2 separate regions of the Homo sapiens genome follow, and region 1 is linked to region 2. The links are chromatin loops, found by intact Hi-C in ENCODE. Cell type or tissue: endothelial cell of umbilical vein. All regions are shown on one strand. Links, peaks and the distances in the headings refer to the core of each region. The heading gives the core; the rest is flanking DNA.

Region 1 (16,319 bases), core at 2,756-10,755, 300 kb before region 2:
ACTTCTGTTTTCCTTATGAAACCCCAGGAATTAAAAGCAGATAGATTCCTCTCAAAATCAAAGGCTCTGTTCTGTTTTGCATTGCATTATCTGACGGTTTTGAGTTTTGGGGGTATCAGAAATTACTTCACATTATGAGAGAGCTTTGGTGTGTAATAACTAGGTAGGAAATATATATATATATATTCATTGGCCATCCCTTGAAGATGGCTAATAGTAGTTACGGAGGGATACTTGACTCTTTGCACACTCGGATCAGAGAAGCATGCTCTTGGCCACCTGGAAGATAAGGAAACATACTCACCCCTCACTGAGAGATGAGACTCCCATTAGGGATGGGCTGATTACAAAATGGGCTGATTGACTTTGGGCTGCCTTGCAATGAAATGCAGAGTAGAAGCACTGCACTGTCTGCTCCTGAGTATTTCCCTCCTTTTGGGGATCCAGGATCCAGTATAAAATGGCACCCTTAATTTTATACTTTATTTATTTTCAAATAAAGTTCATTTGAATCCTTTCATCATGAGAACTGTGGCTATTTTCCTGGTCTGGTAATGACGTGTAGGGCTCTGTATGCTCAGTTAAAGCCTAAGATGTCAGTGTGCATGCCAAGGAAATGTAATGTTTTGAGTGGTTGACCCCAAAACACTAAATTATTATCTGGGGCTGCCAGGCAGTCTACTCAGAGATTCTGTTTTCCTTGAGCACGGCCAGTCTTTTGTGCTTGAAACTCTTATAGATTGTACTGGGTATAAATTTACTTCTACAGAAAATCATTCACATTGATCTTCTGGGGTGGGGTGGGGGAGGCTAGAATTTGAGGATAGCCTTCAGCTTTGCTTGCTGCTGAGTTTGCTTTAAATGACTTATACAAACCTGTGGAGAATGTGATATATATCATTTTATGTATGAGAAAATTTATTAGTAATGTATCATTGAATGTTTGTTTTATGCACTGCTCATTTTAAAATGACTGCTGTATCACTTTCTCCTTATAAATATTTTGCCATTATTAGTTTTTTAATATGCTTTGATTAGCTTTGGAAAATACGCCTGTAAAGTTTATTTAATCAGAACATAGTCAATAAATTGTTAAGAAGAAAGTAATATAATTGTTGATGTCATAGAATGAGTGGTAGAATAAAAATTTGACCATTTATTGTCTAATGCTCATTTTGACACAATTTATTGCATGATTTTGGAAAAGCTTTATTTAACTCTTTGGACAGTAATTTTTTTTATCTGAAAATAGGCATCATAGGACCCGATCTGTTTTCTTCACAGATTGGTGTGAAGATCAATGGGATAATGGATATGGATGATCTTTGAAATTTAAAACGTACTTGTCACATGCAATAATGTGGAAGCACAGAGTATTGGAGATGAGAGAAAACACACAGTTCTTTCATCTCAACTGCATCAGTAATTACATTAAATATAAATGGTTTAAATACTCCATTTTAAAGCTAAATTGACAGACTACATAAAAAAACAAGACCCAAATATATATGCACTCTAAAGAAGCTAAACTAAAATGTAAACACACAGAGCAATTAAAGGTAAAGGACTAAAAAAGCATGTAAATTCTAAGAAAGCCAAGATGATAATATTAATATCAAAGTAAAATTCTAAACAGGAATATTATCAGGGATAAGGAAGAACAGTTTATAATGATAAAAATTTTATTCATGAAGACATAGCAATCCTAAATAATAACAGAGCTGCAAAATATATGAAACAAAAACTTACAGAACTCAAAAACGGTGACAAAGTAAGAATTACAGTTAGTAATTTCAACACTCTTATCCCAGTAATTGATAAAATGAAAAGACTTAAACTCAATAAGATATATAAGATTTAGACAATACTGTCAGCTAACTTAATCTATTTGACATTTATATTCCACACCACAACAGAAGAATACACATTTTTAAAAAGCATATGTGGGCATTCAGATAGATTATATGTTAGGCCATTAAAACATGTCTCAATAAATTTTAAAGGATTGGAGTCATGCAATATAGGCTCTCAGATCTCAGTGGAATTGTGTTAGAAATAGTAATACATTTGTGAAATCCCCAAATATTTGGAAATTAACATACTTCTAAACAACCCATGGCTAAAGTAAAAAAATAGAGAAAATTTGAAAATATTTTGAACTGAATAAAAATAAAGCATAATATAGCAAAATTTAAAAAATGTAGCTAAAGCAGTACATAGTTACTGTTTATCGCAGGAAGTTATACATGAAAAAAATCAATGTATTCACCATATTAACATTAGTAATGAGGAAATTCACATGATCAACGTAAAAGATGCAGAAAAAAGACATTTGAAAAAATTAAACAACCATTTGATAGGTCATGGCAAATTAAGAACTGAAGAGAATTTTCTCAACCTAATAAAGGGCTGGCATCATATTTAATGGTGAAAGACTGAATGCTTTCCTCCTACCATCAGGAACAAGACAAGAACGTCTGTTCTGATCACTCTGTTCAGTATTGCACTAGAGGTCCTAGTCATATAATAAGGCAAGGCAAAGACATAAAATATCTTCATATTGGAAAGAAGGCAGTAAATCTGCCTTTACTAAATGATGACATTGCATACATAGATAATCCTAAGTGATTTACAAAACAGCAAGGTCAGAAAATACAAGGGAGGTATACTCAGATAATTATATTTCTATATGCTAGACATGATCTATTTAAAAATAAAAAACCAAAACCTTTAGCAAAAGCATTCAGAAACATGAAATTATTAGGGGAAAATTTAACAAAATATGTAAAAACATGTGTACCGTAGACCATAAAACATTGTTGAAATAATTTAAGAAAATAGGCTGAGCACAGTGGCTTACACCTGTAATCCCAGCACATGGGGAGGCCAAAGCAGGAGGATTGCTGGGTTGCTTGAGGTTGGGAGTTTGAGACCAGCCTGGGCAATGTAGCAAGACCTCGTCTCTCCAAAAAAAAAAAAAAAAAAAAAAAAAAGACAGAAAATACAAATAGATGAAGATTTGTATCTTGTCCATGGATTAAAACATTCATATTGTTAAGATGTCAATTTTCTCCAAATTGATATACAGCATAGATTCAATGCAATTCCCACTAGTATCCCAGCAAGGTGTTTTTAGCTCAATTTAGTCATGCTGCATGTATACATATTTTAAAACCATATATTGTACATGATAAATATATACAATTTTTATTTGTTAATTAAAAATAAAGTTTAAAAATAAAAATGTTTTTAGAATTGGACAAGCTGATTCTAAAATTTATACAGCAATTCAAAAGATTTATAATAGCCAAAATGATTTTGAAAAAGAACAAAGTTGTAGAACTTACCGTACCTGTTTTCAAGGATTTCTGTATTTCCACAATAATCACTGCCATATAGTATTGGCATAAGGTGAGACACAAATTAGTGGAACACAATAGAGTTGAGAAATAGACCACAAATACATGGCCAATTAATTTTCAACAAAGGTGCTAAATCAATCCAACAAGAAAGGAAAGTATGTTCAATAAATGTTGCTGGAGCAACTGGATATCAATATTACCAAAAATAAATTGTCAATTCTTGTTTCACAGTATGCACAAATGTAACTTGAAATTAATTGTAGAACTAAATGTAAAAGCCACAACTCTAAAACTAGGAAAAATATAGAAATCTTTGTGACTTTAGGATCGATTATTTAACTAGAATATAGAAAGCACAAACCATGGAAAAGTAGTCAAATTGAAATTCATCAAAATGAAAAATTTATGTAAGGACCAAATAGTAAATATTTTAGGTTTTGTGGGCCTAATCATCTTTGTTGCAACTACTTAACTTTGCCAATGCAGTGCAATAGACGCTGTAGACAATGCGTAATGAGTGGATGTGGTTGTGTTTCAATAAACCTTTATTTACAAAAACAGGCAGCACGCAGGGTTTGGCTCATGGGGCTAGTGGGCCAACACCTGCACTAGCTGGACAGAAGCTCTAGCATGAGATTCAGCAATGTTAACAAAAGGCCATGAGATTTGTGGAGGAAAAAGGAAGAACTTTATTTTCTACGAAACGCAATCTGCAGATTGGGGAGGCATGGTCTTCAATACAAGTGAAGGTGTGCTCTCCAAAGAATAAAGGAAGAGTTTGGCTTAAGCAGGAAAATTTCCTGCCCCATGTCTCAATCATATTCTTTTTTTTTTTTTTTTGAGACAGAGTCTTGCTCTGTTGCCCAGGCTGGAGTGCAGTGGTGGGATCTCGGCTCACTGCAACCTCCGCCTTCCGGGTTCACGCCATTCTCCTGCCTAAGCCTCCCGAGTAGGGGGGACTACAGGGGCCCGACACCACGTCCGGCTAATTTTTTGTATTTTTAGTAGAGACAGGGTTTCGCCATGTTGGCCAAGATGTTGGCCAAGATGGTCTTGATCTCTCGCCCTCGTCCTCTGCCGGCCTTGGCCCACCAAACTGCGGGGATTACAGGCATGAGCCTCCGCGCCCCGCCAATCATGTTCTTTTACGTAGACAAAAGAGTCAAGCTTATATTTCGTTCTGATTGGTCCAGATAGTCGAACTCTGATTGGGTGGCTTCCCAATCCCAAAACCAGAAGTCTGTCAGATGTTCCTTCCAAAAGGCTGAGCTGGAGTTGGGGGTTCTCTCATGGCTTCTCTTGGCTCCCGTCACAAGAACTATTCTAGCTTAAGGGTATAAAACAGGATGTTTGTCGCCAGGCGCGGTGGCTCACGCCTGTAATCCCAGCACTTTGGGAGGCCGAGGCGGGCGGATCATGAGGTCAGGAGATTGAGACCATCCTGGCTAACATGGTGAAACCCCGTCTCTACTAAAAATACAAAAAGAAATTAGCCGGGCGTAGTGGCGGGCGCCTGTAGTCCCAGCTACTCGGGAGGCTGAGGCAGAAGAATGGCGTGAACCCAGAAGGCAGAGCTTGCAGTGAGCGGAGATCGCGCCACTGCACTCCAGCCTGGGCCACAGAGCGAGACTCCGTCTCAACAAAAACAAAAACAAAAAACAACGGGATGTTTGTCAAAAGCTGCCTTTTCTAAGAACAGAGAGCGTGTGACTCTTCTCTCACCCCACCATGGCTACTTGTTACTGTGATCTAAATTTAATTGTCTCCATTAGCCACAGGGAGCTATTGTCTCAAGAGCTGGGGGAGCTTATTTACAGTTTTATTTCAGAGCAAGATAAATGGTGTCCCCTAAATAATAATGTGACTTAATGGTAGAGGCAGGACTAAATCCCAATTTCTTTCCAGTTTATGTTTTACTACTAAAGTTGAAAACAAGATTCTCTTTTTAGAGTGTAACTATGCTGTTATGAAATTATGAATACTCAAGAATTAGCTCATAATGTTGTCTTTTTTTATTTTTTTTTATATTTTGATTACTGCCTTTCTCTTGTTAGAAGAAGGAACGAATTAAAAGTGAGTGATTTTGTTTTCATTTTCTCCATGTGTTATTTGAAAGCTTATTCTCGTAGCATCATCCACAGGAAGATATGAAAAATGACTTTATATTCATGTGGCGTTTTATTTAAATCTGTCAAAAACAGAATTATGGCAGTTATTCATTTATATTTCGATATGATTATTGTTGAGAAAATCACCAATCTAAGTTATTACATGAAAGGAAACATGATAGGCATGCATTACAGGATCTTTTTCATAAAGCGAAGATTTCAAAGAGAGAAAACAGAAAAAGAGAATCTATGTTTGCTTTGTGTTGCCTTATTTTAAAAACCTGCCATGTTAAAACAATGTAAAAAAGCAGGAACTATAGTTTTAGGTAGGGCAAATTCTATTTATTGAGACTAGACTATACCAGATACTATGTGAGGTATTTTACTTATATATCTCATTTTATCTTCACAGCATCACTTGCGGATAGGTCTAATTGTCCTCATTATATGGAAGAAGAAACTGATATTCTAGGAAGTTTAGTAACGATATAGATATAATGCAGCTGGGAAGGGTGTGGACTTATGAAGTCAAAACTAGGTCTGTTAGACTGTAAAATCTGTGCTTTGAAGATTGTGCATCTGGGAAAGAAAATGAAAAACTCTAGGAAATTCTTAGATCCAATTAGTAATTGTGGTCACAACACTTAAGAATGAATTCAGAATATACAATTATACCCAAAACACTTGCAATGCCTTTTTTTTCATGTTATAGAGAATTACAGAGAGACTCTAGAATTCTTTATGTCTGTATTCAAGAAGAAGGAAGATAAAATAATGAAGAAACCAAGTGCAATTCTAAGACATATGTGCCCTGAACCATTCTTTATTTGAATAAAACATAGATCCAGACCATCATTAGCCCCCTGCAAAAGTTGAGATAGATGCTTTGAAGTAACACCTTCTCCCTATTTGTTTTCATTATTTTAACCTAGACTTCGGGATAGCCTTGTAGCGTTGGTAACAAGTAAACTGTTTCACTAGAGGCAGACGGATTTCTAAGATATTTTGTTAGTTTTTATTAAGTTAGAAAAGCTCATGAAATCTTTGCTGGGGCTGAGAGAATGGAATTATCTGATTATTAGTATTAGGTCAACCCTGACTTAAAGTCCCTACTGATGTCTTTGCAAAAAACTTGGAAAAAGCAGTTTTCTCTCCAGGCCTCAATATCTCTTGGGAGCTGTTATAAAATGGCATAACTCATCTGAAAAAGAAAAAAAGAAACGGAAGGAAACACCTTTCCATTTGAAAATACGGTGTGTACGTTTGTAAGTGAAGATGGTCTAAGAACAGAATTTTTAATTATGCTTCCACAGGAAGTTTGACAGCAACGTTTCTTTCTTTCTTTTTTTTTCTGGGAAGTTTAGGGCAAGGAGGACATGAAATTGATAATGCCTTGAGCCCGGCAATGGGTTTTCCCAGAAGAAATAATGCAAAGCCGTTAGATGAATGACAGTTTCTAAAGTCTTCAAAACCAACTCTTGACAGATGGAGCACTGCAGAGGCCATGTGGCACGGGAATTTCCAAATTTCCACTCTAATTTCATTTGCTTTTTAAAAAACTTTGGCAGCTGAAGTTGCAGCAGCTGACCTCTAACTGCTACCCCGGGGAAACAGGAGGCCGTGTAACGGGCTCTTTATGAACAAGGGCTGTAGATGGCGCTGGAGAACACAGGCTTCGCTAGGGGCCGTGGAGAAGGCCCTGTCCGGATGTCTACCCGCCAGCACAGAGGGGCTGCCGGCCCTTGCTTTGCATCTTTAAGGAGGCAGCCTGGTGTAGTCAGATATCCCCGCATCCGAGTCTTAGTTTTACCACTGACAGCTGTGTGACTTTGGTCAGCTTTTCAACTTCAAGCTTTTTTCCTCATCTGTAAAAATCCTAATTTGTGGTGGTGTCATGAAAATTAAGGCTAATATATATTAAAATATTTAGTACAGTACTCAGCACAGATTAGATCCCAATAAAGTCCCTAATTACGTAACCAAATGAAATTCTTGTCATATTTTTTATTTCTAGAAATTCAGTTTCCTGATTGTTTACCAGAGGCACATGGCATGGTGCTAGCACGGTGCTGGGAATTAGAAGAAGGGAAGGTGGGCTGGGCGCGGTGGCTCACGCCTGTAATCCCAGCACTTTGGGAGGCTGAGGGGCCAGATCACCTGAGGTCAGGAGTTTGAGACCAGCCTGACCAGCATGGAGAAACCCCGTCTCTACTAAAAATACAAAATTAGCCGGGCATGGTGGCTCATGCCTGTAATCCCAGCTACTCGGGAGGCTGAGGCAGGAGAATCGCTTGAACCCGGGAGGCAGAGGTTGAGGTGAGCTGAGGTCACGCCATTGCATTCCAGCCTGGGCAACAAAAGCGAAACTCCATCTAATAATAATAATAATAATAATAATAATAATAATAAATAAATTAAAAAAAGAAGATAGGAAGGGGAGTGAGACTTCAGCTCAGCTCTCAGTGCATAGTCTAGAAGAGGAAAGAGTAAATGTAGGACTTCCGGTAAAGTAAAATAAATATCAGAATGAGGGGAACCTTTCAATATTTAAAATGATGGAAGTTAATGTGTAAATAATTTAAGCTTAAGCTCATAGGAATTCTGACACTATTTCCGTGTATTTGGTGGGCAGGATGTATTCCCTCCCTTCTCATTTGAATACCTCTCATCATTTTGGGTTCTCTTAAAGTCCTACTAATAAATGACCCATGAGTGCTACAATAGTTCAGAAAATGGTGAGGCTTCTGTGGACTGGAGAAATCAAGGAAAGCTAGGACTTGACCAAGCACTGAGGGTGGGTTTTGATGTTTGAAGTGGAGAAGACTTGCATGAAGAAAGGCCAGATGCTGGGATAAGGCTGGGTGTGGCTGTAGCCTGTAGGGTAATGAGCCACCATCCAGGTAGGGTCGGGGGAAGAAGGTTAATTGGAGCAGCTGATGAGGAGGTGGACTAGGGAGATTTCGTCTGAGTTTTGGAAGTTCCTGAGAACTGGACAGAGGAATCCAGATTTGTTTCATGAGCATTCAAAAGCTATTACGATTAGCCGGTCATGATGGTGTGTGCCTGTAATCCCAGCTACTCAGGAGGCTGAGGCAGGAGAATTGCTTGAATCTGGGAGGCCGAGGTTGCAGTGAGCCAAGATTGAGCCACTGCACTACAGCCTGGGCGACAGAGCAAGACTCCGTCTTTAAAAAAAAAAAAAAAAAAAAAAAGCTATTACGGTTTTCCAAGCACAGGGCTGGCATGAAGATAGTAGATTTATACAAACTGGTTCAATAGCAATGAGCCCAGCAGATTAGCTCAAGAGTGACTCTGGAGCTGGGAATGCCAGATCAGATGCTAAAGCACATTACTGAACATCTTGAATTTAAAGAGCTCTTTAGAACATTAACTTTGATATTTTTTCTTAATTTAATCTTCATTTTGAACTATAAATCTAGCACTAATAAAGAGAACTGAACAGTTTTGCTCTCTCAGGGCATTATATGGAATCCCAGCAAATGCAATCTAATTTCTACCTAACCTGCTGCCTAATACCAATAGAGACTCCCAAGTCATATTTCTGCTCCTCTCCACTTGATCTGACACAGTGACAACAATATTTTTTAAAGCTGCTTTAGCCACCTGGGGAAGAGTGTATTTGACCTGGCACTCAAATGCTCTCAAGTATGAGAGACTGGGGAAGACAAAGGTTGCCAGAATGTCCATCTCAGTAAACACAAAGAAAGAGTCTGCACCATTTAAATGTTCACTCATGTATGACTCTGTGATTATCAAAACTAACTTGGATTATACATTTGGAGAGTTCTCTTGAAATTTACAGACTCAGAGAATTTGTAAGCTCTTTGATTGTTTTTCTTATTAAAAGTTGAGCTGATACTACCAATCTAAGTGCTAGATTGGACCACAGAGAAGTGGTTGATCCCCAGTGCTTAAGGGTAGGAAATTATAAATCCAATTATAAATGTCCAGTAATCCTGGGTGGAGCCTGGCCAGAATCTTTGTCTTCATTGCTGCTGATTTGAAACCCATTCTCTTGATCTAGTTCCATGACCAGAGGCTAAGGCAGAGCAAAGCCATAATGGCTCCTTGCAAAAAGCAACACCAATGAATTAAAAAAATTTTTTCTTTGGTTTCAATAGTGAAATAGCCTAGAAAGTCCATGTGCGATGCAGCCACAAAAGAGCTGTTGAGACAAGGAAGTCTATGTGGCAGGCCTGGGTTCACAGTGTGTCTGTGAAGCGGGGAAACCTGTGTATGGGACTTGGGGTGGGTGGTTGACTTGCCTTCAGACTTCTCTCCTTCCCTCAGCCTCCTCTTTACTCCCAACAGCTTAGTACATTTTTTTTTCTGACAAATCTTTTCTGGCTTAACCACATGCTAATTGTTGGTGATAAAAATGAGGAGAATTATAAAAAAGAAAGACAGGACTCGTGACCCATAGCTTCCTGGTACCTACGGTACAATCTACCCTCTAGTGACCTATGTCTAACCCTTTACTAAACCTTTTAACCATTTAATTTTATAGTTATAAAATAATATGTATTTGATAAAATATCTAGAAACTATAGAAAGTATATAGTGAAAGAAATAAAATATCATAATTCTGACATCCACATATACCTATTGGTGTATTTTCAGCATATGGCATGTTTGGAATTGTGCTATGTAAATTCTTCACCTGCCCTTTTACTTAACTTTTTTTGTGTGTGTGAGCATTGCTGCGTATCATTCGATTATTTTAAAAAGTAAGATTTTAATGGCTGCAAAGTAGTTCGTTGAAATACTATGAAGTTATATAAGTATCATTAGGCTTTAATAGATTATTTCATCTCTATTCTTCTAGAGAGTCAGGAATTCTTCACTGTGTTTCATCATTGAATATGTCTGCAGGAATTTATGATCATCATATCCAGTGGGGGTGACTGAAACTACCTTATGCCTGGGTAAAGACATTTTGGAGTTTTGTTTCATGGTACAATGTGACAGATAAGGAACAACAAAAAGGGCCTTCTGTTGGAGGTATGAGAAGTACCTAAGGCCAAATATGCGCATGAAACATTTCATTATCCTGCTTAGATTCTCTCTTCCCTTTTTCTGATTTATCTTTGCAATGTGACCTTATCCTCTGGCTACAGTCTGTAGTTCCAGATTTGGGTACCCGGCCCAAACTGGGCCAATTAGCATTTTGTCCTAAGACTTTGGACTAAAACTGAGAAATATCTTAAGTTACTGATAATTAAAGCTGGAAGATGTGCTGCCTGAGAGTTGTTGGTGGCTAAGTTAACGGCCATCTGGAAAGAGAAGTAAGAAGGCAATTGAGAGAGAGTGAGGGTGAGTGAGTGAGCAAGCAGGAAAGAGAGAGAAATGAAACAGGTATGCTAGAGGTAGCAATGATGAGCTGTGAGAAATGGAGAGAGAACTGCTGGCACTTTAACTGATTTGAGCTGCTCCACAGATTTTGGATTTCATGAGTACTAAGAATCCTTATTATTAAATGTTCCTTTCCTCTCTTTATTTTGGCTCAAGCTGGTTTTCTATCACTTGAAATCAAAGTCATCCTAATCCTTACCCTGATGGTAATTTAAAAACTGCCAGGCTCCAAATTCTGTTTCTGCCTGCCCTTTTCCTTGGAAAAATCCTCATCTGGATTCTTCTGTTATTTCTTGGTATAATTTATAAAAACTTCTTTTTAATTTCTCTGTTTTAGAGAAGCAGCTAAGGAAATAAACAGAAACATAGGGGAAATAAAAATGCCTTTAGAGGAGGGATGCTAGATTTGTGAAATTTTAAAATAATTAAAAATTTTTATGGTGTTTTCATGATGTTGACTATGAACTTGCCAACCTTTTACAGATGCAGAGAATGTTGTTTGCTAGTTTAGCTGAGCAAATTGCCCAAGTCTCTGAAGCACACTGAGGCCTCAGAATCATACCTCCTTGGTAAATGTGGTACTGTATTGTATAATGAAGTCCTTTAAGTATACTGCAAAGAGTATACTTAACCTATTTAAGAAACTCTGCTTTTTAAAAAATGTTCTGAAGTTGTGAGTACCTACTATGTGCAAATCAATGTCCTAGTTGAGCTGAAGGATACAAAGGAACTGAAAGCAAAAATGTATTGTGTTCTTAAACAAATTTACAAGAAAAAAACAACCCCATTGAAAAGTGGGCAAAGGACATGAACAGATACTTTTCTAAAGAAACCGTAAATGTGGCCAATAAGCATATGAGAAAAAGCTCAACATCACTGATCATTAGAGAAATGCAAATCAAAACTACAGTAAGAAACCATCTCACACCAGTCAGAATGGCCATTATTGAAAACTCAAAATAACAGTCGCTGGTAAGATTGTAGAGAAAAATAATTGCTTGTACACTGTTGGTGGGAGTGTAAATTAGTTCAACCATTGTGGAAAGCATTGTGGCAATTTCTCAAAGAGCTAAACATAGAACTACCATTTGATTCAGCAATCCCATTACTGGGTATATACCCAAAGGAATATAAATCATTCCATCATAAAGACACATGCATGTGTGTGTTCATTGCAGCACTATTCACAATAGCAAAGACATGGAATCAACGTAAATATCCATCAGTGGTAGACTGGATAAAGAAAATGTGGAACATATACACCATGGAATACTATGCAGTCATAAAAAAGAATGAGATCATGTGCTTTGCAGGAATGTGGATGGAGCTGGAGGCCATCATCCTTAGCAAACTAACGCAGGAACAGAAAACTAAATACCACACATTCTCACTTATAAGTAGGAGCCAAATGATGAGAACCACATGGACACATAGAGGGAAACAATAGACACTGGGGCCTATCAGAGGGTGGAAGGTGGTGGAAGGAGGGAGAGGATCAGGAAAAATAATTAATGGGTACTAGGCTTAATACCTGAGTGATGAAATAATCTGTACAGGCCGGGCAAGGTGGCTCACGCCTGTAATCCCAGCACTTTGGGAGGCTGAGGCCGGTGGATCACAAGGTCAGGAGATCGAGACCATCCTGGCTAACACGGTGAAACCCCGTCTCTACTAAAAAATACAAAAAATTAGCTGGGCATGGTGGCGGGCGCCTGTAGTCCCAGCTACTTGGGAAGCTGAGGCAGGAGAATGGCGTGAACCCGGGAGGTGGAGCTTGCAGTGAGCCAAGATCACGCCATTGCACTCCAGCCCGGGCGAGAGAGTGAGACTCCGTCTCAAAAAAAAAAATAAATAAATAAATAAATAATCTGTACAACAAACTCCCATGACACAAGTTTTCCTATATAACAAACCTGCCCATGTACCCCTGAACTTAAAAGTTAAAAAAAGAAAAAAGAGAAAAATTTGTTGTGCTTAGGAAAGGTATACTCTTTTGTTAATGATGTGTTTGTTCATGCATGCACCCCTGCTTGTGCTACTTTACGTTTATTTCTTATTTTTTCCTTGCAGCAACCCTTCATGGCCTATTTGTAGAATAGAAAACCTATGCTTATCTAGGTTAAGAAATGTACACAGTTGCAGCTATATACCCTGTTTCAGCTCAGCTCTGTGTGTCTTCAAAGACCATGGTTTTCACACAATTGTAGACTTTCACTACCTTGTGCTATGCCCTGTGTCTAGTTAGGAAGTAAAACATATGCACGTACAAATGTAGCCAGCACAAGAAGACAGGTACGCCATGCTCAGAACCAAGGTAAAAAAATGTGGAAAACAAATATCACAGAGATCCAGAGTAGAGTAAGTCCTCTCATGGGGGGCAGCCATGGATGCCTACATGTGCAAAGTGGGGCTTGAATTGGTCTGTAATGTAGGAAGTGGGCTTAGACACTAGAGAAAAGTGTGTGGAATTCTCTTAAGTAATAGAGGCTGCTGGAAATGTTAAGAGGAGATAGTGGCTACCAGGAATTGTGTCAATCTCACCATTAGTTATTTACTGGGCTAGCCAGGGAAAGGCCACCAGTTTTGCAGGGCTAGCAAAGCCAACTGCTGATTGACTTATTTAATCATCTGCTTGAGTACCCTGGGAGATTAGGACAGACTGGTGAAACGCACACAGACCTTTAGTTCTTATCTACAAAGTGAATTTGGCTCTTCACAGTGAATTACGTTTTCCATTTTCCTGTACACCCTATTTCAAATGGGAAAAATGAAGATATTTAAGTATAATAATTGCAATTTCATTGTCTTGGGTGTACTTCAGGACCAAAGCTCATCACATATTTTTCCTCCTTGCTTTGCCCCTAAAGACAATGTAAAGATTCAATTTCATGAGACCTTAATCAGGCCAAATACTTGGCTTTGAATACATGGTAAATTTACATTGAAAATAACAGAAGAAAATAACATAAAGAGGATTTGCTGTTTTGATTGTAGATCTCAATGGGTATATATAGCGTAGACTTCTCTTTGATAACTGTTCTAGAATGAACTGTTATATAGATAATTCAAGGTGGATCCAAACAGGGAATTTGTGCTTTGCATAGGCTCTTTTTTTCCCACTTCTGAGATCCAGAAGGCTTTAAGATAATATTTTTGATGAAATCTCCAATGTGTTAATGAGCAATGACCTAAATTTTAGGTCCCTGGTAATTGACACACATGGGGTTTATTTTATGCAATAGCACATTGAGGCTCTGTGTAAAGTAGATAATCAAACATTAAACCACTGGTGTAAAACCCACAGCATAAAGCATGAATATTCAGCTTCTTGGTTCTGCATTGCCCAAAGCCTGGCATGTAGCAGGGGCTCATGAAGTGTTAGATTCTCCTCAAGTATATATTATTTGCACCACTCATTTGCCAGTTTATTATTGGCTGCATTCTGCCCTCATTTATCCTTGTTTTCTTTTCTTGTATTGAGGCAGTATGGTATAATAGTTAACATATGCTGGCTTAGAATCCTGACTCTGACCCTTATGTGCTGTATGTGATTTACCTAATCTCTCTATACCTCATTTACCTTATTTATAAGATGAATTTAATAATAGCATTTACCTTGCAGGGTTTTTGTGTCAATTTAATAACTCCACACATGTAATGTGCAAAAGTGGCTGGTATCTAGTGGATAATCAATAATTGTTAAGTATTATTTTTTTTAATACTTTACGTAGAAAAGTGATCCTATAATCTTGTCTCTTTCACCAGTTTGTGGGTTCCTTGACCGTGGAAATTAATGCCTCATTTTACTCAGTATTCGTTACAGTTTGGGGCATAATAATTAGAATTTTTGGTATAATAATAATTTATGAAATATGCCTAATATATATGTACATTTATATATATGTATGTACTATGTCTATGTATAATATTATTTTAAATTATACATGGTAAGTTGAAAACAGATATTTGGAGATTTGTCATCTGCATGAAAAATTTGTCATTGACTATGAGCTCCTATTGGAGGAGAATGTGATAGGTCTACTTCAAACTTATCTGGTGGCATTTCAGGGCAAGTTGGCACCCAGCCTGAGGCTAACAAAATAAAGTTAGACTTGAAAGCTCTTTAATATCTATATTAGTGCTTGCTTATTTGGGGAATAAAAGAATGCCTGTGTTAGTCTGTACATGGTTCAATAGCATTGTGTTCAGAGATAGCACGAACACTATCGAAGTTTTAAACAGAGATGCATTTTATTGCTTTCTGAGCAACTGGGAATTTTCTCATAGAGAAGACGTAAGTGTGTAGTGATGTACCACTTTGGTGAATAAAATGAGACCTGCTGGTAACAGGGGGTAACTTTTATGCACATAGGACCAAATGTAGCTGGGAGATATAGCCCCGATAAAGAAAGATTAGAAGAAAATAATGCAGCTTTTGTGAAAATTGCTAGACAACATGTCACAGGAATACCACATAGAAGGATTAAACTTTTTTGGAGATAAGATGTCCACGTCTATAAAAAATGCCTGGGTTTTTCTCTACTCCACCATCTCATTTTGTCAATAAGAGTTGAGTTACAAGGCATTGGATTTTTTTTTTTTTTTTTTGAGACAGAGTTTCACTCTGTCACCCAGGCTGGAGTGTAGTGGCACAATCTTGGCTCACTGCAACCTCTGCCTCTGAATCAAGTGATTCTCTCGTGCCTCAGCCACCTGAGTAGCTTCGATTACAGGTGTGTGCCACCACACTGGGCTAATTTTTGTATTTTTGGTAGAGATGGGGTTTCGCCATGTTGGCTAGGCTGGTCTCGAACTCCTGGCCTCAAGTGATCTGACTGCCTTGGCCTCCTAAAGTGGTGGGATTACAGACATGAGCCACCATGCCCAGCCTGGGCTTGGGTCTTAATGAGATCAAGAATACATCATGGGTTAAGAAAGTATAGCAAACTGCCTGTTACTACTAAAATATTTATATAGATAACACATGTCCACTTTAAAAAAAATAGAAGGAAATTTTCTATTTTTTAAAAACTTTTATTGCAGATTTGTTTTATAGGTAAACTTGTGTCATGGGGTTTTGTTGTACCGATTAATTCTTCACCCAAGTACTAACCCTAGTACCCAATAGTTATTTTTCCTGATCCTCTCCCTCCTCCTATCCTCCCCCCTCAAGTAGGCTCTAGTGTTCATTGCTCCCCTCTTTGTGTCCATGTGTTCTCATCTTTTAGCTCCCACTTGTAAGTGAGAACATGCAATATTTGGTTTTCTATTCTTATATTAGTTTGCTATGGATAATGGCCTCCAGCTCCATCCATGTTCCCACAAAAGACATGAGCTCCTTCTTTTATATGGCTGCCTAGAATTTCATGGTGTATACGTACCACATTTTATGTATCCAATCTGTCATTGCTGGGCATTTAGGTTGATTCCATGTCTTTGCTATATTGTGAATAGTGCTACAATGAGCATACGCATG
Region 2 (16,319 bases), core at 4,326-12,325:
ATCTACACAACATTCAAATTGTCTGGCTTCAGTAAAATCATCTGCTTGGTTCCAAATGCACTCTTCCTTTACTTAGTGTATTTCAAACAACTGACAACAGACTACCTCTGTCCTGGCTCAGCACTGTCTCATAGTTTGGAAATTTTACAGTTGACTCCTTCCAGCCTCTTTTCACAGTCTGAATTTGCAATGACTTTCTCACCATTAGGCCTTTTGCAAACTCTTACCATGTGGGAAACAACAACTGTCCTACAAATATCCATCACTATTTCATATCCATGCTGGTATTGGTTTTTGGTCCTAGGCACATTCAGTTCTAGGACTAAGTCCATCCTCCTTTTCACTAGGATGCCTGTAACCTATCTTACTTTGCATCTCTCTGCAATGGAACTTAAATTACCTGACTTGGTATGGGTTTATGAGCAAGGCACTGAGAGTAATTAACATTTGAATAAGAGCTACCTGTGGATTCCTCTATTTAACAGCTGTTAAATGAATTATTTGTCTGCTACAAACTCCAGGTTGGCAGATTGAGTATACCCAGGTGGAAATTACAGTGCACACATACAAGTGGGGATTAAATGGATTGTATAGCATAAATCAAATCAGGTTGCAATTTTGAAATCTAGACAGTAATCCCAATTACTTCTGAGGGATAGCCCATAGAGCTAGATCAATATATAACATATGAATACTCAAAGATACTTCAGTATTTAATGGTCCCAGCTCTACCTGCCAAACTAGGAATTGACTGAGATCTTTTGACTCATCTAAACCCAAAAGAACAGAATCACCAGCACTATCTGTTCTTGTTAGACAATATTAATTCCCACATTTCAAATATGCCTTTCAATTAAATGCCTTCATAGATGGGTTACAGAATGTTAATAATTTTGGCCAAAACAGCGGTTTTATCATAGCATGCAAGATTTTGTGTTTTAGTGTTATTATTTACAGCTCCCATGGAGAACAGACTGTTCTACCATGTTGTTAAAAGCCAAAGTGGAGAATAAATTGTTATGTTAAAGAGACTGTGCTGACTAAACCAAAAATAAAAGATGTGGCAATTACTCATTGAATGCAAGTAATTTAGAAACCAAGTCACTCATATCTAAAAGTGAAAATCTGTACTTATAAAATCCTGTCTATGTTAATCCAAAACATGCAGACAGTGTTGAAACATACATATAACCAGTGTGCCCATAAGACACTAGAATTTGAATTATTTGAAGATAATGATGCTCAAAGAAGTCAAATATTCAAACTAAAATATTTAGTGTCATATATTGGCCCTTTACTAATTGCTGTAATATATTCTATCTTTTAATCCTTGCAATCACCCACTGAGTACTGCCATTTACTTGTAGAGAGTGAAGCACAGAGGTGTCCCATAACTGGTATAAGGTCACAGAACTTGGTTGGAAGAGCTAGCATTGAAATCATCCCCAACAAAATTTTATAAAATCAATTAAGAAAAAATATAAAATAACATCCTATTAGGCTTCCAGCAGCAATCGCTAAGCCAGCTTGCCCTTTAGCTCACTTCCTTGTAGCTGGTTGCCACTTACTAGCTAGCCCAGGAAAACGTATCCCTTGTCACAAGACTCTTTGTTCTTTTTCAGTTCTAGACATAAAATCAAAGACATAGTGAAATGACAGGCATTCTGTTTGAGCTTCTTCTTTAGGTTCTGCATATTAATGGATGCCAGCTGGTTTGGAAGGCCTAGTAAGAAGCTGACTCATGGAGGAATGCAGTTACCATATCCTGATAGTTTCATCCCCCTTAACCCTGACGAATTGATGACCCCAAATTTTCCAGCCTCTCACCCTCCACAAATCCCCTTAAAAGCCTTTGCTCAGGACCCCTCAATGAAACGGATTTGAGCACTTGAGAGAATTCTTCCCATTTCCTTGTTTGGCACCTTGCAGTTATTAAACTCTTTCTCTGCTGCATCCCCACTGTCAGTGAATTGGCCTGCTGCTATGCAGCAGACATACAAACCTGGCAGCCGTTTAATAGAATTTATGCAGGAAGACTTAGTCCTCAACCTCTCTAGCCGTATTGCAGTTAAATCTCCTCTTAGACACATTTTTGTGAAGTGAGCAACTGGAAGGGAAATGGAAATATGTAGATAGATTCCAGTAATAGCTTAGTGGTAATATTTTGAGGGGTAATGTCAGCAGCCTATTGTAACACAGGCAAGAGTTGTGAAAAGCCTGTCTTCATCTGAGGTCTCCATGGTCTCACTGGGCTTTGCCTCCTCCTTTCAGGCCTTTTGTTCTGCCTTGGCTTATATCTCTGATAATGTCTTCAATTGCTGTGCTTTGGTTAATGGAGGTTGTTATTTTTAAGATTTCAACAACTGAAAATTAATACTCTTTAAGAAAATCTTTTTTGTCTTTTTTATTTTGTGTGAAAGTATCAAATATTCTTACCCTTCATCTGCACTGTTCTTGTAAATGGCACATGTTCTATTTAGTACGATGTACATTGTTTGATGTTCTATTTGCCATTAATATTTTTTTCACTGTTTTGGAGTGTTTTTTTAAAAAACTCAAGAAGCATTCATCATAATCTGGGCCTTGAAAAATACTAACACCTTCTTATTACGGTTACCAATATGTAAATTATGTGAAGGAAATAAAAATATTTCACACCAAATTATGGCTCCCTGGTACAATGAAAGTTTTAAATTAAAAATTATTAGAGATCAACAAGTGTTTTAAGAGACTTTTCCCCTATCTACATAAAGATAGGACTGACTCACCAAGAACAACTGGTCCTGTTCCCCACCCTGTTATCTCATTATCTGTTGCAGAAAAGAGGACCCAGGGTATAACCACACCTGTACAGACTCTTTTTCAAGAAAATGACTGTTTCCAAGGATCATTTAAATACTATAAGTAACTATTTACAAGTTAGTTTCTGTTCCCTGATGCAATTTTTCTCCCTGGTAATCATTTACTGCCCCTCAATATAATTCATCTTCTCCCATTCCTCTAACCTGTTTGCCAGGATCTGAGCCCCTATTCTTTCCGTAACCTCAACGTGGTATCTAAGCTTCCGCATCTCATTGGGAAGTTGAGTCTTCATTCTGAAGGCTGCTGTGCATACAGGTTAAATAAATTTGTAGTCTTTTCTCCTATTAATCAATCTGCTTTGTGTCAGTGATTTTTCAGTCAGCCTTTACAGGTCCAAGGGCCTTCACCCTCATGGATGAAATAAATGTATTTTAAAAATACATTTTATTAGCACTAAAACTTATTTTTGTTTCATTCTGATCTGAAAAATCCATAAACACAGCATGAGTAGCAACTTCTTTCATTTAATTAAAGCCATAATTTTGTATGTAAAAAAAATCCATAGTATAGCCACATATCTAGATTGTAACAAATATCCAAATTGTGGAGTTTCGAGAAGGTTTAATGCACTGGTATTAATGGAATGTTTCCCCGACACTATTATTATTTAGAAAATTTCATTCCTATCACATCTTACCTTTGTTTTAACTAGCAGTTAATGAATAATGAATAATGGATGTGAAAGACATTCCTTTACTTAAAATGAGAAAAGCCTATTAATAAATAAAAACATAAAATTAGGTGTGAAGCAATAACACATTCAATAATTAGCAATATACTGTTATACATTAATTTCTACAGCAACTAACCAGAAGCTGAATAATTTAGCTTAGGAATGATATCACCTACTTTCTTTGGGCAAAACCTAAAAATTTGTTCTTATAGGATGTCTTCCAATGGCACTAGCTGTCAGAAATAGGCAAGATTGATGAGACAGAATTCTGGAGTTCAATACGTTTGACAAGAGAAAAAAAAGAAAACTACCTCCCTTTAATATTGGGGTCAGGTCATCAAATTTTTGTAAATAGTCTCAGAATATACAGACTGGCATAATTTTTAATTAAATATTAACATGTTCTACTATAGAACAATTTAGAGATTTTAAAGTGTTTACAGGTGAATTAACTGATCCATTCTCAAAATAATCATTTGCGGAAGGAAGACATGTGTTAATTGTTCCATTTTATGGAACAGGAAATAAAGACTTAGAGATGTTCAATAGTAGTTTTCTTACAGTGGAATGGTTCAGAAGTAAGTGAGATGGATTTTTATTAGTCTATAATCACTTAGAGATTTTAATTATTATCATGAGATGAAAATCCTAGTCAAACACTTTTGGAAAAGTGAAAAAAGAAAGTTATGTTTGGAAAAAGAAGGGAAAAAAATTATAAGGGACTTTGGAGAGAGAGCTGCAGTTATTTGAAAATCAAAGATACTTTTTAATGGGAAGATCCATGCTGGAGCAGTGTCAGTATTGTGTCTGTTGTTCATTAGGCTCTGTTATAAGGGGAGGGGTGGGAGATTCTGAATGCTCATCATCACGCCCAAAGGAAAGGATGGGGTGAAGCTGCTCTGGAAGTGGGCTAATGCTTTCGGGAGTGCTGAAAACTCAGGTTCCTACCCTTCATCCCATGAGGAGCAGAACTGATTGCTTTCCCTATTTTGTATGAAAATGTAGATAGGAAATGTTGCTCTCCTCTTAGTTGATTATACTGCTAAGGTAGATTAAATCATTGCATTTAATCATCAATGGACTTTTTGTATTATAATTATGCATCCATGTCTTTTGATATGCAACTTTGCAGTGCTACCCACTGAAGAAGGTATATTTTCCCACCTGCTAAATGTTGAGCTTGACCATGTGATTTACTGCAGCCACTGGAATGTTGGTAAAGTGAAAAGTGGCCTGTTAGGGGCCAGATTGAGTGGTATCATGTGTTTCTTCTCATCGTCTGTGGTCTTACCAATTGCTATGAGAAAAAGTAGTAGGTAGATACTGGTCTAAGGTGAATGTGTATTTACTTGAACCTAACCCACTGCCTGGTGCTCAGCCTACCCATTCAGAGCCAACTCATTAAACTACAGAAAACCAATACCCAATGTAAGCCATTGAGTTTTGAGTGGTTTGTTATGTAGTGCCAGGGCAGTAATAGCTAGCTAATATAATCACCATCCATTTAGTATTCCAAGCCAGAAACCCGGGCATCATAGCTGTTGAGTTTTGTTTATAAGAAAAATCATGCTATGATTTTAAAAAATACATTATTATTATAAAGAATGTATGTAATAAAGAGAATTTTAAAAAGAAAAACAAGCATAAGATGCCAATTTCCTACTGCACAAGAAACAACTATCTTCAACATTAGGTGAGCATCATTGTAGACATACATTTTCTTTTCTATAAGCTTTTTAATTTTATAATAGTATTAAATATACAGAAAAATTACAAAAATAATACTGAGAATTCCTTTATACCCCTCATCCTGTCTCCTCTATGTTAATATCTTAGATTATCATGGTACGTTTATCAAAACAAAGAAACCAATATTGACACATTACTAGTAATGACACTGAACAACTTATTCAACTTATCACTATTTTCCTCTAAGATTCCAGAATCCCATGCTGGATACCATATTGCATTTAGTCATCACGTATCCTTAGCCTACTCTGGTCTGTGACAATTTCTCAGACTTTCCTGATTTTTTTTTTTAATTTAACCATTTTGAGGATTACTGATCAAGTATTTTGTAGACTGTTCTTCAATTGGGATTGGCTGATCTTTTCCTCAAGGGTAGACTAGGGTAATGGGTTTTGCAGAGGAAGAATACATGAGCAAAGTGTTGTCAACACAGTAGATCCAGGTGCAAGCTATCAACATGACTGACCATTGATGATGTTAACCTTCACCATCAAACCAAGTTTGTGTTTGCCACAATTCTCCACTGTGAAGTTATTCCTTCAATTTCCATACTCTACTTTTTAAAACGGATATCTATGTTTACATACTTTTTGTCAAAATAATACATGCATATCAATTTGAAAGAAATAGAATTTCAAAGCTTTAGAAAACATTCAGTGGTTAAGCTCTATCATTCTCATCACAGAAGCAACTACTTTTGATGATTCTCCATTCCCACCCCAAGAGCTAGTTAATCACAAACCTATTTTCTGTCTCTACAGATTTTTCTTTTCTGAAAATTTCATATAAGTGGGATCTAATAATATGTGATCATTTGATCTGGCTTCTTTTGCTCAGTATAATGCTTTTATAATTTTATCCATATTATGACATATGTTCATTTTTTTATTGTTGACTAATATTTCACTCAATGGATATACCAATTTTTGTTTATTCATTTATAAGTTAATGAACATTTGAATGGTTTCTATATTTAGGCTCCTGTGAATGCTTCTATGAACTTTGAGATGTAAGTCTTTCTGTGGAAATAACTTTCACTTCTCTTGGGTAGGTATTTAGGAGAGAAACTATTAGGTCACATAGTAAGTTCATGTTTAAGTTTTTAAGAAGCTGCCAAACTATTTTCTGACTGCCTGTATCATTTTACATTTCCATCAGCAATATATGAAGTTTCTCCATTTCCCTACCAACTTTTGTTATTTTTGTCTGTCTTTTATGTTTATAGTTATTCAAATGCGAATGAACTGGTATCTTACTATAGTTTTAAAGGGTACTTACCTAATAATTAATGATGTTGAATGTCTTTACATGTGCTGATGAGTCTTTTTATTCTTTTTTGTAAATTGTCTATTTAATTTTTTTGTTTAAGTTTTTATTGAGCTTGTTGTCATCTATTTGGTTCTTTACATATTCTGGATGTAAATGCCTTATCAGAAACATATTGCAAATATTTTCTTCCAGTCTGTGGATTATCTTTTCATTCTGTCAGCTATTTCTTTAGAAGTACCCAAGATTCTAATTTTGATGACCAATTTGACTATAGTTTATTTATTTTAATGGATTGTGGTCTCAATGTTATATTTAAGAAATTATTGACTAGCCAAGGTCAAAAAGATTTTCTCCTGCATTTTCTTCTAAAAGTTTTACAGTTTTAGCTCTTACATTTAGATCTTTGATCCATATTGAGTCAATTTGTGTGCATAGTTTGAGATAAAGGCCTAAATTTATCCTTTCTGCATGTTGGATATTCAATAGTCCTAAAATTAGTTGTGGAAAAGACTGTCCTTTCTCATTGAATTGGCCTGGCAAATTTTTTGAAGAAAAAGTTGACACAATTAGAAGGCTTTACTTCTGGACTCTCAGTTCCATTACCTTATTTATAGGCCTATCTTTATGTCAGTACCACACTATTTTGATTTCTATAGCTCCATAGTAATTTTATTTGTTTGTTTGTTTATTTATTTATTGAGACAGGGTTTCGCTCTGTCCCTGGGCTGGAGTGCAGTGATGTGATCTAGGCTCACTGCAACCTCTGTCTGCCAGGCTCAAGCCATCCTCCCACCTCAGCCTCCTGAGTGGCTGAGACCACAGACATGTGCCACCATACTTGGCTAATTTTTGTATTTTTTGTAGAGATGGGGTTTTGCCATATTGCCCAGGTTGGTCTTGAACTCCTGAGCTTAAGTAATTCACCTGCCTAGGCCTCCCAAATTGCTGGGATTACAGGTGCGAACTGCTATGCCTGGCCTACAGTAATTTTAAAATCAGAAAGCTCTTTTTGTTTAATTAACGAAACTTCTTTTAAGACAACGATAAGCTTTAAACATTTTCTTTTTTATATTATCTCTCTCCTCCAGTTTTTGTTTTGTTTTGTTTTGTTTTCCCAGTACTTTTCTTTCACAAAAGAAGCCTTCTTCAACTGTTAATTCTTGCTTATCTTCTCACGTTTAAAGACGGAGATTTTAAAAACTGTTTGAAGCTCTGAACGCATAGGTAAGACTGGTATACTTTGAGCTTCATTGCAGGATGATGTTTCAACTATAGTCACTGTTTGAGCATAAGTCAGGGAATAATTTATAAAATATTTGGCAACATTAAAATAATATGTCTTCTTTACTGGGAGAAATCTGCCACTGATTTTCTAAGCGAAGAAGCAGAAAGCACATGGGAAAAAATGATGTCACTGCCATCTTGACACGTTTGAAATCACAAATTATAGAAAAGTTGTATTCCTGATCGAAGAATCACTAGTATTACAGGAGTTATTAAGAAATTATTTTAGGCAGCAAGAGAGGGGAAAAGAGTCCTTGGTAAGGCTTTTTCTTTTAATAAAAAAGCAAGCCCCAAAACATTTCTTTTCTAACAGAAAGTGGCCTGAAAAACCAGACCTGCAAGCATTGATATGCAAATGCTGGTGGCTAGAAGCCAGGTCCAACCAATATGGTGGTTCCCGTGACTTTTTCTTTGTTGCCACGTATGCAGAACATCATGGTGACCAGCCAGGTAGCCATATGTGCATATTTAAAGGCTAGGGTGGGAGAGCTGGCTTTTTTGCAGGCTATGTGAATGACACACCTGGTCAAACCAATCCCCTGGCTCCTATGCAAACCAAACACCACGTCGTCCAGCCTCCCAATATAACCGACTGCTTTCTGCTACATGTGGGGTTTTCCATTTGGAGCCCTCCTCCCTCTGTATGAGGGAGCTGTTTTCTTCTTTCTTGCCTATTAAACATTCCACTCCTTAAACCACTCCACGTGTATCCGTGTCGCTAATTTTCTCCGTGCGAGAACAAGGACCTTGGGTGTTTCTCCAGACAACAGACCCATATCATTTTTGGTGCGTTGGCTGGGAAACCAAGGTACAATATCCATTGGGGTTGGTGAGCAGAAGAGCAAACTCAAAACCTGTCCTTTCATTCCGAGGCTCTTGGCTTCCATTTTAAAATCAAATCAAATCAATAACAGCATCTGTCAACCATCTAGATATGCTTAGTGTGGCTGCCATTCTTAAAGACTCGCATGTCAGCCTTGCTGGGGAGAACATGAAGACCCCCCTCCCTCCAATACCCTGGGTCATTGGGAATGTTGGCCGTGCTTCAAACCAGCTTTTCTGTTCATGGGGAAAATTAGCCATTGCATAAGGCGGGGAAAAGTTCTGAAGCAACTGAGAATTTCTGGCCAGGGCATTTCCTAGTGTTATTCAAAAGCTTCTGGACCGGACTCAGCCTCCAGCAGCCTGCCCAGGTGTTGGTAAAAGATCCCCAGTTATCCTGTCGCAAAACTTTTTTTCTGTTTCTATCCACGGTCGCTATGCCTCTTATTCTCTTTGTGTGTCGAATGTGTGGGAATTTTTACAGCCTAGGGAAGTAATCCTGTTAGGCAAGATCAGGAAATGCTGTAATAACCGGGGCTATAGCTCAGGAAAATGCTGTTGCAATCTTCTAGGAACAGAGGTCTCTGAAACCCCGGTTGTGAGATGAGTCCCTACTATGCTGCTGGTGGCACATAGTATTCCTAAGCCAACAGCGCCACCTAGTGGAAATAGACACCCTCTTCATAAGACGCATTGCTTGTCCGCTACAGTCCACCGCAGCTTCCTAATTTTTCCTTTTTGCCCCTTCCTACTGGAAACCAGGCTTTATGCTGCTTCTGTGAACAGGAAAATTCTGCCTTCAACAATTAGGAGTAAATTGTCCTCTGCAGCCAAATTTGAGTCCTGATCCTGTCCCATCAACAGGAAAGTCACGATTAGGCCCCCACATCCCTTTAAGGAAACTATTCTGTCTCCAATAAGACAGTCCTTAATTAGTAAGGGGATTTTAAGTCTGAAAGTTAACCAGAACCATTTTTCTAAGGGTTAAGGCTTTAACACGGGCCATAGTAGCAGGCAATCTAGCACATTCCCTCCATTAAAGGACACTTGCCTTTTATATAATCTTTCCCAAGGTCAATTTTTTTTAAGGGAGGCACACAGGTCACACAAGTCTAGGAAGTCAAAGGGAAATCACAGGCAGAGGACTAGAGCTACTTGAATGAGCATGACTAGCCCCAGTTGCTTGGTTTCTTTGGTGCCATGGCTTGGAGGGTCACACATACAACCATGGGCAGCACATTTAACAGGGTGCTGGGACCCAGGAACCAAGGAAGGAAAACAGTTGGGGGGACGCTCCCACTGTCTTCTTCTCCACTCTGGGTTATACAGAGAGAGGAAGGAGACAAAAGAGACACCTTTTTCTCACTTCTCTTTCTAGATGGGTAACAGATCATGTTCAGCATGTACTCCCCTGGAGTATATTCTAAAGCACTGGGACTGCTTCAACCCTGAGACTTTGTAGAAAGAGCACCTCATATTCTATGGCATAAGGGCATGGCCTTCTTACCATCTTTAAGACAGACAAACCTGGCCTGCTGGGGGGAGCCTTCATTTTAATACTGTCCAACAATTAGATATTTTCTGCAGATGGAAGGACAAATGGTCTGAGATACCCAATGTACAGGCTTTCTTTGCCCTGCGAGACGACCCAGACCTTTACAAGCTTTGTACAATTGACCCAGTTCTTTTAGCAGCATGACAGGCAAGCCCACAAGGAATAGTCCCCCAGAGCTAAAGCAGATTCCAGAGGAGCAATCTGAGACAGCTATTGAATGTCTCAACTCAGTTCCCCTCATCCAGAAGCCCCTCCAATCATACCATCAGGTCCTCCAGGTCCACCATCTCCAGTATTACCCACTTTCCCCACTTCATTCTTATCTCTGCAGGAAGTGCCTGATGAAAATCGTGCCATGAGGGTTCACGTTCCCTTCTCATTACAGGACCTTAAGCAATTAAAGGGAGACTTAAGCAGATTTTCTGATGACCCCAATAAATATATAGAAATTTTCCAAAATTTAACTCAGGTGTTTGACCTCACATGGAGGGATGTTATGTTGCTCCTAAGTCAGGCCTCACTGAAGCTGAAAAGCAAGCAGTTCTGCAGGCAGCAGAAAAATATGAAGATGAACAACATCTCCTATGGCAGACCAAAGAGAAAAAAAGGAGATAGGGAAGGTGAAGAAGTAATGGAAACTCCATTCCCACTAGGAAGAGAAGCAGTTCAAGTAGACAACCCTGATTGGAACCTCAATAACTCAGCAGATAAATGGAAAAGAAAGCACTTTTAAATGTGCATATTAGAGGGCCTACGATAAACCAGGGCTAAACCTCTTAATTACTCTAAACTGTCCATGATAGACCAAAAACCAGATGAGAAACCCACAGCCTTTATGGAAAGGTGGAGAGAGGCACTAATAAGACATGCCTCTTTATCCTCTGATTCAGTCAAGGGACAGCTCATCCTGAAGGAGAAGTTTATTACACAGGCAGCTTCCAACATTAGAAGGAAACTGCAGAAGTAAGCTATAGGACCAGATAGCACCCTAAAGAACCTCCTGAGAATAGCCACTTCAGCCTTTTACAATAGGGATCAGGAGGAGGCCCAAGAAAAGGAGAGGAAACACAAGAGAAGGACAGAGCCTCTATTAGCAGCCTTGCAAGCTTGCAAAGTCCAGGATCTCCAAGGTGCATCTACCAGCTGTTATTAATGTGGAAAGTCAGGGCATTTTAAGAAGGAATGCCCAGGCAGAAAGAACAAGCCACCTCAACCCTGTCCAGCCCATGGCAGAGACCACTGGAGATCAAACTGCCCCTGGAAACAGAGCTCACTGGGTTCAGGACCTGTCTTGCAGATGGTCCAGCAGGACTGATGGGTCCCGGGGCTCAATCCCCCAGCTTCAGCTGGGGCTCAGACTGCCATTACCACACAGGAGCCCTGGCTGATTCTGGAAATTGAAGGAAGGAAGGTAGATCCCTTAGGGATACTGGAATCAGCCTCTCTCTTCTCTGTAATCCAGGCCTCCCCTCTTCCCATAGCAAGACTGTGAGGGGTGTCTCAGGAAAAACTCTAACCTGATATTTTTCTCAATCTGTTAGCTGAAGATGGGGGCCTATTATTTACAAATGGCTTTTTAATCATGCCTGAAAGTCTCACTCTTTTATTGGGTAGAGATATTCTTGTTCACACAGGGGCAAGCATCCTTATAGCCCCAGGACAAACTCTTTGTCCCCTCCTGATGGAAGCTAATATTAATCCAGAAATGTGGGCAACTCAAGGAAGAATAGGTCAAGCTATAACTGCTAGACCAGTCCAGATCCATCTTAAGAATCCTACTTCTTTTCCTAATCAGAGGCAGTATCCCCTAAGGCCAGAGGCTAGGAAAGGGTTAGAAGTTATTATTAATAACCTAAAGATGCAGGGCCTCCTCAAACCCTATAGTAGCCCCTGAAACACCCCAATATTAGGAGTGCAGAAAGCCAATGGGGAATGGAGACTAGTTCAGGACTAGTTCCGCCTCATTAAAGAAGCTGTAGTTCCAATCCACCCAGTGGTATTTAATCCCTATACCCCGTTAATTCACATATCTGAGGGAACTAAATGGTTTACAGTTCTAGATTTAAAGGATGCCTTTTTCTGCATACGGTTACATTCTGACTCTCAATACCTCTTTGCCTTCGAAGATCCCTCTGGCCAAACTGCCCAATTAACATGGACAGTGCTTCCTCAGGAATGTGTTTGAACAGGCACTGTCAAAAGACCTCTCTGAGTTTTCGCATCCTCAAGTTAGGGTCTTGCAGGATGTTGTTGTTACTCTGCTCTGTGCCCCAACTGAGGAAGCTTCTCAGGAAGGCACTGAAGCTCTCCTTAACTTCTTAGTAATAGAGGATATAAGGTTTCAAAACCCAGGGCCCAGCTTTGTCAAGCCTCAGCGAAGCACCTAGGTTTAGTGCTGTCTGAGGGGATTGGAACATTAGGGGAAGAAAGGATTAAGCCTATTTCCTCCTTCCTCCTCTCCAAAACCCTCAAGCAACTAAGAGGATTTTTGGGCATTACAGGATTTTGCAGACTATGGATACCTGGGTATGGTGAAATAACCCATTTATTATATAATCTCATAAAAGTAACTAAGGGAACTAAAACTCATCTTTTAACCTTGGAACCTGAAGCTCAAAAGGCCTTTGACCAGCTAAAGCAAGCCTTGCTTAAGGCATCAGCTCTCAACCTTCCTGTAGGGAAGGGCTTAAATCTGTATGTATCACAAAGGAAGGGAATGGCCCTGGGAGTTTTAACACAGACCCAAGGACCAGCTCAACAACCAGTGGGTTACCTAAATAAGGAACTTGATTTGGTGGCTAAACAATGGCCAGCATGTCTCTGAGCCATTGCCTCAGTGGCAATGGTCCCAGAAGCCTCCAAATTAACCCTGGGAAATGATTGAACTGTTTACACCCCACACAACATGGCAGGACTACCGTACCCTAGAGGGAGCCTCTGGCTAACAGACAGCTGACTGTTCAACTAGGAGGCCCTGCTGTTAGAGGGTTCCAACATCAAATGAAAAACTTGTTCTTACCTACATCCAGACACTTTCCTCCGCAAGGAAACTCGGGAACCTGAATATGATTGTGAACAAGTCATAATACGGACCTATGCAGCCAGGGAAGATCTCAGAGAAACTCCCCTGGAGAACCCAGACTGGACCCTCTTCACAGATGAGAGCTCTTTTGTAGAACAAGGAATCCATAAGGCAGGATATGCAGTTCTCTAAATGACGTCATTGAAAGTACATCTCTCCCTCCAAGCACAAGCACTCAATTAGTTGAGCTAATAGCTCTGACAATAACACTTAAATTAAACAATGGAAAGGTAGCTAACATTTACACTGACTCCAAGTATGCTTTCCTGGTTTTCCATGCTCATGCTGTCATCTGGAAGGGAAGACATTTTCTTACCACTAATGGATCTCCTGTAAAATATCACCAGGAAATTATCAGGTTATTATCTTCAGTTTTCCTTCCATGAGAAATAGAAGTTATGCATTTCAGGGGACATCAAAAGGGAACAGATGAGGTAGCCTAAGGAAATAGACTAGATGATCAGGCCGCTAAGTCAGCAGCAAGGAAGCCTCAAGACATCAACACACTTCAAAACCCTCTAATCTGGGAAGGCTCCATAAAAGATTCCGAAAAAATAACTAAGTACTCCCCTACAGAAACAGAATGGGCCACTTGTCGAGGTTATACTTTTCAGCCCACAGGATGGCTACAGTCAGAGGATGGCAAACTCCACTTGCCAGTCTCAGCCAATGGAAAGTTCTTAAAATCCTTCACCAAGCTTTTCAACTGGGAAAGGATAAAACTTATCAGTGTGATCAGAGATTGTTTTCAGGATTGAACTTACTAAAAACAGTCAAGAAAGTTTTTAATGCTAAAATCTGTCTTAAAAAAATATTCCCCTGAACAGGCAACTCCTTCCTCCTCAAACCCAAAGAATAGGAAGTTATCCAGGGGAGGACTGGCAGATAGACTTCACCCACATGCCAAAGATGAAGGGCATTCAATACCTCCTGGTATGGGTAGATACCCTCACTAGCTGGGTAGAAGCATTTCCATGCCACACAGAAAAAGCCTCTGAGGTATTAAAAGTGTTAGTTAATGAAATAGCTCCCTGCTTTGGTCTACCTAAGTCCTTTCAAAGTGACAATGGCCCTCATTTAAGGCAGCTGTCACACAAGGGGTCTCAAAAGCACTAGGCATAGAATATCGTCTCCATTGTGCTTGGAGACCCCAGTCCTCAGGAAAGGTGGAGAAAACTAATGATATTATCAAGAGACACCTCAGAAAATTATCCCAAGAAACTCAGCTTCCTTGGGTCACTCTTCTTCCCGTGGCCTTGCTGTGAATAAGAATACCCCTTCTAAATTAGGTCTTAGCCCTTTTGAGATGCTGTATGGATGACCTTTCCTCACCAGTGATTTTCCGTTAGATCGGGAAACCTCTGAGTTAGTTAAGCATGTAACCTCTCTGGCACACTTCCAACAGGAATTAGCACAATTAGCAAAAGCTCAATCCCAGAAAAGAGGACCACTTCTGTTTAACCCAGGAGATTTGGTACTGGTAAAGGCTCTCTCCTCTTTCTCTCCTTCTCTAGGCCCAAGCTGGGAAGGGCCTTACACTGTTCTTTCTCCCAACTCCCTTGGCAATAAAAGCTACAGGAATCGACTCCTGGATACATCACACTCAGATTGAAGCCTGGAAAGCTGAGGGAACAACCCCTGACAGCCCAGAGGAAGGTCCTGAATATCAATGTGAAGAAAGAAGAGATCTTAAGCCGAAAATCCCAAAAGATAAGTAACTGAGTGAGAACTACTTATCTTACTCACGCCCCTACCTCACCAAATACTTTGTTTCTACCTCTCCTTTTGAGATTCGTCACCAAATATTAGACCTTCTTTTTGATGCATATTTGCAAGGGAATTTTTAATTATCCATAGAGTTACATTATAACTTCATAGAGCTCCAAAGAGAAATTGTATATCTTGGCAAATAACAATTTTAGATGGAAATTACTTACTACGCCACCCTTGCAGGAACTGTTATACTCACTCTACTATTTGCAGTAGGACTATATACTGTAGCACCCTCTGGGTGAAATATCAGACAGAGAATCTCAATTACTGTAGCATTTTACCTAATTACCATCCTCATAACAGGAATAGCCGTTACTGACAGGAAGTAAACCTGAATGTTTTACTATCACTAAGTCTGCTAGAACTTTTTATCAAACTTAGTAACTAACACATCACATCCATTAGCTCCTACAATATCAGCCATGGCCCGTTTTTATGACAAGACTAATTATTGGATCTGTCCTAAGCCGTGTGCTCAGTTCAATAACACTAAGAAACCTCTTAATGACCCAGAACTTACCTTCTTAGGATTCCCTTTGTTAGTTTTACCTTTAATCCTTAAAGACTTATCAGGCGTAAATGGGACATGGTATGGGAGCAATTTTAACTGGGTAACTATTCTCAGGAAAACACTCGGAAGAACGCTCTCCCCACAGATAAGCTGCACACCTTCAGGCTGGGAAAAGTTGACTGGGTAATAGCAAACGCCTCCCTCTCCTTTAAAAGCAGCAAGGAAGGACCATACTTGGGAGATCTTAAATGTTGTAATATCACACTTGTAATTGCTGATAGTTCAAAGATGTGGGGAGGAAAGTGCCGTAAGGGTGATCTAAAAGGATCAGAAGCCTTAGTGGGGGAGTGGGGGGCTTTTGGAGTCTAGCCTCTCCTTGTGGTTGGAAGTCCCGAAGGGAATGGCATGCTCTAAGTAACCACCTTGACTATAATGGAAAGAATAACACACAGGCCTTTCCAAACATGCCCCCTCATGGAATTCTAGACCCTTGTATGATGTTTGCTAATAGTAGTGGCCTACAAATCTGTGGGCAAACTGGAGACATCTGGACCGGCAGCCCTTGCCACAGGGATCATTTGAGATACTGGCCAGGAAATACTATGTCCCTAATTTTTCAAAACTCCATTTTTCAGGTGGACCCTTCTCACTTGGCATTTCAAATTCCAAATCTTATCATAAATGACTATCCTTATCCCAAGGATGCCCTTGTTATATGTAAAGAGGGGAGACTTCTAAG

Evidence for each region. A loop is a pair of places that touch in the nucleus more often than their neighbours do. Peaks named below come from ENCODE experiments on the same cell type or tissue, not always from the same donor. Only the 100,000 strongest peaks of a DNase experiment are listed, where the experiment ranks them.
Region 1: it touches region 2 in a loop (11-fold over the local background); 14 of 110 quality-filtered maps call a loop at or near these places.

The regions. Positions count from the first base shown.
Region 1 is chr3:176,805,290-176,821,608 of GRCh38, reverse strand. It overlaps LINC01209 (long intergenic non-protein coding RNA 1209), which reads left to right and starts at 4,608. Exons shown (of 2, transcript NR_110819.1): 1 at 4,608-5,435; 2 at 5,883-7,454. In endothelial cell of umbilical vein, for the core only: a CTCF peak has its summit at 7,092 (motif pointing right); no DNase peak of the experiment used is centred there.
Region 2 is chr3:176,507,423-176,523,741 of GRCh38, reverse strand. It overlaps MIR7977 (microRNA 7977), which reads right to left and starts at 8,639; the gene lies at 8,591-8,639. In endothelial cell of umbilical vein, for the core only: a CTCF peak has its summit at 9,313 (motif pointing left); a DNase peak (open chromatin) is centred at 9,261.